2 separate regions of the Homo sapiens genome follow, and region 1 is linked to region 2. A link is an interaction called in ENCODE POLR2A ChIA-PET data of the cell type or tissue named here. Cell type or tissue: GM12878. All regions are shown on one strand. Links, peaks and the distances in the headings refer to the core of each region. The heading gives the core; the rest is flanking DNA. Region 1 overlaps REPS1 (RALBP1 associated Eps domain containing 1). Region 2 has its middle 35 kb from the start of HECA.

Evidence for each region. Peaks named below come from ENCODE experiments on the same cell type or tissue, not always from the same donor. Only the 100,000 strongest peaks of a DNase experiment are listed, where the experiment ranks them.
Region 1: POLR2A ChIA-PET joins it to region 2 with 5 read pairs; 9 of 35 experiments call an interaction of 5 or more read pairs at or near these places.

Annotation. Positions count from the first base shown.
Region 1 is chr6:138,979,659-138,982,580 of GRCh38, reverse strand. All of the region lies in intron 1 of REPS1 (RALBP1 associated Eps domain containing 1), which reads left to right. Among named protein-coding and RNA genes, the nearest start is that of REPS1, 7.1 kb to the left of the region's middle. In GM12878, for the core only: no CTCF peak of the experiment used is centred there; no DNase peak of the experiment used is centred there; H3K4me3 peaks cover 327 bases.
Region 2 is chr6:139,098,926-139,101,847 of GRCh38, reverse strand. No RefSeq gene overlaps it. Among named protein-coding and RNA genes, the nearest start is that of HECA, 35 kb to the left of the region's middle. In GM12878, for the core only: no CTCF peak of the experiment used is centred there; a DNase peak (open chromatin) is centred at 1,637; H3K27ac peaks cover 341 bases.

The DNA.
Region 1 (2,922 bases), core at 273-2,772, 120 kb after region 2:
CTTTTCCCAAAGTAGTTTATTTTGTTTTTTAAAGATTAGGAAAGATATACTATTTACCACACTAATCAGAATGTTTTCTTAGCTTTTACCAAAAGCTTCTGTTTTGGGAAATGTCTTAAAACTTCATACAGACTTTGAATGCATAATAGATTGATAAAGGGTTCTAGTACTAACTGTTCTTTCATTGAGGTTTGTAAGCAATGTACCCTGTTAATGAAGCTGAAAATCTTTAGATCATTTGTGTAGAGCAATATCTTGTTAGAATATTTGCATAACACATAAATTTAATGGGGAAAAGCAATAACAGTGAAACAAACCATTTTGTTTTTGTCTTGAAACTTGTTTAAATCAATTACAAGATCTGGCATTAGTGATAAGTTTAAAAATAGGAAAGCAGAGCTCATTTCTGTGTTGAAAGTTATAAACTTAATAAGTCTCAGGTTTGTTATTCTGGAGTAGTGGTTTTTAGTTCTGAATCACTAAAATAATTGTAATAAACTACAGAAATAATCTTGCCATAATCACTTACCTATACACAGTTGAAAAAGATACTGTTTGTGAAAGAAGTCACAGTCAATGTGTTTCTGTAGTGTCCTATTTATTTACTTTTAAAATTTCTGTCTTCTTGAGTTTCTTGTGCTAGTTTCAGTCATTTTGTTTGTTTGTTTGTTTGTTTTAATCAATAGCCCAGAGTTAGAGTTTTAGTATATTGGGAATTCGTGCCAAACATTTGATGGAGCGACACAAGAGCATGAGAAGCTGGTATAAAGAGCACTAACTGTGGGAGGCAAGTTCCAGTTCTGGCATCAGCTAACTTTGTAACCCTGAACAAATCACAGAATGTCTGATATAGCTATGGGATTGGGTTTTCATGATTTCTGACTCAAATGAGAGTATCTTTGTGTAGGAGCGGCTAATCTATTCCAGCCACACCCCTTTAAAAGTAGCACAAAGTCTTGTGGTTAGTTGCTCCACTATCTTGACACTGGAACAGGATTATTTGACATTCTTTGAGGAATACAAAGAGGAGATATATACAAGAGGAAACTGATGAAAGGGTCATAAATCCATGGGTGCTTAGTTCTTCAAGGTCGTGAGAATTTGAAATGGGTGATAAGACTTGTCATTTCTGATGTTTTCCCTTATATAGGTTTTATTTTCTGTAGCCTTTCCTATTATAGATGCATCTTCACTCATCTTTTCCCTCTGTGTAAGAAATTTGTCTAATGGAAGTTAAACTGTATACCAGATTTCATTGAGATTTGATAAATTCTAAGACTTAGGCTTTTTAAAATTAAGAATACTACATCTCTTCTGCATTTTGTTTCAAGAATTAGCCAGGTGTTGAATTTGGGGTCTGTCTCATTAAATAATGAAGACAGAATTTATTAGTCTGTCTCTTTTGGGCTGTTGATTCCGTTGAGATTCTGCTGCACGCACTGGACATCTGCTTAGAAAACATAGTTCCACAGAATTTTGCACTTAATTTGTGATTTCCAGCCTTCCCCTAATTGAGTCAAGCTCATCTTATGGACTTCTACATTAATTCAGTTTTAAGGAAGAGCAGGCTGACCTGTGAAATGCTAAACACTTCTGTCTTAAATCAGTTTTAAATACTTTCAACAAAGACTTCTTTGTGGCTGTTCTTTGTATTGGGGGTATACATGCAGTGGTGAAGGATCAAGACATCTTCTCTGACTTGTGCCAATGTCGAAAAGAAAAAGAACTGGCCAGGCGTGGTGGCCTGCACCTGTAGTCCCAGCTACTTGAGAGGCAGAGGCAGGAGGATCACTTGAGCCTGGGAAGTTGAGGCTGCAATGAGACATAGTAAACATAGTAGTGTCATTGCACTCCAGCCTGGGTGACAGAGCAAGTCTCCGTTCCCCCCCCCCCCCGCCCCACCCACAAAAAAAAAAGGAAAAAAGAACTGTGTACAATAATAGAGAATCATTGGGTGGTAGAATCAGAGGAGGTAGTGGGGACCTACTTAGGTGTAAGGGAAGGCCCCTTAGAGGATGCCTGGATGGGGGGTCAGGGGAGGGAGAATAAGGTGTTTCATATAGAGAGAACTGGGAAGGGCCTGAGGCTGTGAAGAGCACAGTGTGTTTAAGGAACTGAAACTGTGGACAAGAGGGGAGAATGGCAGGGACTGCATAAGGCAGGCCCTTGTACTCAGTGATAAGGAATTTGGATTTTAGTGGAAATATACTAAAAGTTTTTATTCGGGGGTGTAGCATCATCTGAATTATATTTTAAAAGATCATGCTGACTGCTGTATGAGCAAAAAGAATACTGGGGGCAAGTGGAAGCAGATACGCTAGTGGATATGCAACAGTCCAGGCAGCAGACAGCAATGGCTTAGATTAGCGAGGTGGCAGTAGGATAGAGAGCAGTGGACATCTGTGAGAATTTTTTAGGTGGTAGAAATACGAAGGCATAAATAGGGTTGGATATGGAACATAAGGGAGGGGAAAGAACTCAAGGATGTTGCTGGAAGTTGCCACTATTGGATGGTTGGAAGAGGAGTGGATTTTGGGGGGGATTGTTTCGTGGGAGAGGTAAGGGTGAATTCAGCAGTTCCCCTTTTGTCTATCTTAGTTCTCAGAAGCCTGTAAGATTGTCAAGTAGGCCTGTTAGAGAGATCTATACATCTTGAGGAATTCAGAGATACTTGGCTTAGAGATGTCAGTTTGAAGATTGTCACTATGTTAGTGATACTTAAGGTAATGAAATAATTGAAGAAAAGATTATAAAGAAGAGAGAAAGATTGACTAGAACTGGAATCCTGAGGAATGCTGAACATTTCTAAGTTGGGTAAACTGGAAGGCTTCTTGGAAGGACGCTAGGAAGCACACAATCAGAGTGGTACAAATTGGGAATGTGTAATATATAGTATTATCATGTCGTGGATGCCAAATAATG
Region 2 (2,922 bases), core at 94-2,593:
TCAACCTCCTGAGTAGCTGGGATTACAGGTGCCCACCACCACTCCCGGTTAATTTTTGTATTTTTAGTAGAGACAGAATTTCACCATGTTGTCCAGGCTGGTCTCAAACTCCTGACCTCAAGTGATCCACCTGCCTCAGCTTCCCAAAGTGCAGGGATTACAGGCGTGAACCACTGCTCCATTTAACTGGATTTTTAAAATTCAATCTGACAATCTCTGTTTTTTAAATACTGTGTTAATTCATTTATATTAATACATTATATATTTAGATTTAATTTTAGTATCTCATTTTGTGCTTTTATTATGCCGTTTACATTTCTTCTTCTTCCTCCTTTTTCTCTTTCTTCTTTCCTGACTTCTTTTTGGTGAATTTGGTTTTCTACATTTCCTTTTATTTTTCAACAGGTTTGGAAGTCTTACTTTTTAGTATTCCAATTAGTTTCATTTTGTTCTTAGATTTTTAACAAGCTACAGTAGGTTCTGGCCAAGCTTGTCTTACCTAACCACTCTTCAGCTTTGCAACCCAGGAGATAACTAGTTGCATACAACCACAGCCTAGATGTTATGTATAACTTGTGTACCCAGAAACAGAGGTTCAATGATACAGCTACCTAAAGACCGCTTTTGCAAACATAAAAGGTAATTATGTTGGAGTTTTAGAAACTGGTATACAAAAGGCATGATAAACAATGCCTTACCTTAAACAGGTGGAAAACTACTGCCCACTCAGGCATGTCTGTGAAGCTTTGGGGGGACTTGAAAACCATGCTCACTGCACGTCTGCCTGCCTGATGTTTTCCATTATGCTTAGAGCTTATCACAGTAAGATGCGACAGTACACGATTTATTAGTCAAAGTGCTCATTTTCATTAAGACCTGGAATCAGCCCTCGGTGGAACTACTTTGCCCAGACACTTAACAAAATCTAAATTCATTAGTACCTTGGACCTGATACTTGGCAATAGGAGAACCTGAACTACCTATATTCACAAACACCCTCTCATCTCTCAAGTAACTCATTTTCCATGTAACTATTTGTTGTTAACTCCCCCAAATAATCATCAATATTTGTTTTTTACTTATTTTTTAATAATTTATTTCATTGTTCACTTTATATTTCAAATTCCTGGGGGTATGAATCTTTGTTGTATCTGCTGTCACCCATGGTTAATGATATGTTTGTAACTTTCTGTGTATGCCAATAAACTTGTTTTATTCTGTGGGAATCCTATTAGCCTGGGTTGTAGGATAGTGCCTCCAAGGAAGTTTTGTATTTTTCTCTGCTCTAACTTGAAATAAATTTTTATTTAATTGCTAGATAGGAGGTTTACATACCACACACATAGTAAGCAAAGAAATACAGACATTACTAGACATAAGATTTTAATGTGTGATAAAGACTTACAAATTAGATGTTGAAGAAAAAAATTATTTTTTAAAGTAGTGCTGCTAACACAAAGAATATAGTTATGTATGAAAATTAAAACAAAACTAGGAGGTCAGGGGAATCCCAGGACGAAAGGCAGAATGTGACAAAACAATCTAACTCTATTACAAATGCATGAAACAGCCTTACAAATGTTTCAGGCGCTGACCTCAAACTTTGGAAATGAGCAAAGTCTGAGAAACTAAAGGCAAAAGAAACTACACAGGCACTATACTTCTAGCTGAGAAAGTTGTTTCCCACAGAGTTTAACAATTCTGCTACTATTCTACATGTATACTCTGGTTGAACAATGAAGTAAACACATGGCAGGTGGTAGGAGCCAGGTTTCTCACTGTTGAAGTTGGAGGTTACAGATAAGCAAGGGGAGAGTCTAGAGCAATCTTAGTATTAAGGAATAAAGTTGGAGGCATCAATATGAATTCATGTTTAGCTTAATATAGATACAGATGGTTACATATAGAAATTTGTATGTGTGTGTGCGTGTGTATATATATACATGTTAGTATACACACATAGATTTCCTTGCACTGTCTGCTAAGAGGGCCTAGAAACAACAACACTGGAGTAACAAGCACACTTAGCACCCGCATTCCAATAAAAGTAACCAGAGCATCTTGGTGAAATGGCTGATTCTAAGATTGAAACAGAAAATATACAAGGTGGGCCTGGAACATCTCATAGTGCCAGAAAGTAAGGAAGTGCTAAATCATGCAAACCCCCTGCCCCCAGACACACACGAACAATGAGGGTAGTCAAAAGGACCCAGGAGTCAAAGGAAAGAGCTTTCAATGGCCAAGCTGGAACAATTTGTGCAACGACAACAACTAAAAGAAATAACATTGGACTATCACTCAAAATATAAAATAAATATTTATGAGTCTATACTGATGCATGAGTTTTTTTCACCCCTTCACTGGACATGCGGCAGGGGCACCACGTCTACTTGGCCCACTGTGCTCAGCCCCATGTGGAGGGAGCTTGTGAGTGGGCGAGTGCGGGATCCAGATGGCTGCTCTGGGTGCCAACACAGAAGCAAGCTCCATGTGGGGCCTGCAGTCAGACCAGGTGTGTTGCCTCAAAGGGAACGTGGTGGCACCCAGGTGAGGGTGCCTATGACCCTGAAGGCCCAGAGCAGGTGTCACAGTGCTGTTTAATTCCATCATCTGCAGTCTGATGGACGGCAGTGTGTTAGCAGCTCAGCTGGCCCCTTGCCTCATTGTGTGGGGTGACTGCCCTCTGCCAGAGAGGGCAAAGGGCCAGTGTGACAACCTTTTCAGGGTACCCGCACTCAGTGGGTCCCAAGCTCTTGTCCAGCATCCAAGAAGAATGAGGTCACGTGGACGGCTGAAGGATGGTGAAGACAGAGAATTTTACTGAGTGATGAAAACAGCTCTCAGTGGACAGGGGAGCTGAAGAGGGGCCAGGAAGGGCAGGTCATCTTCACCAAAGTCAGGCTGTCTCCTCCTCTACTGACT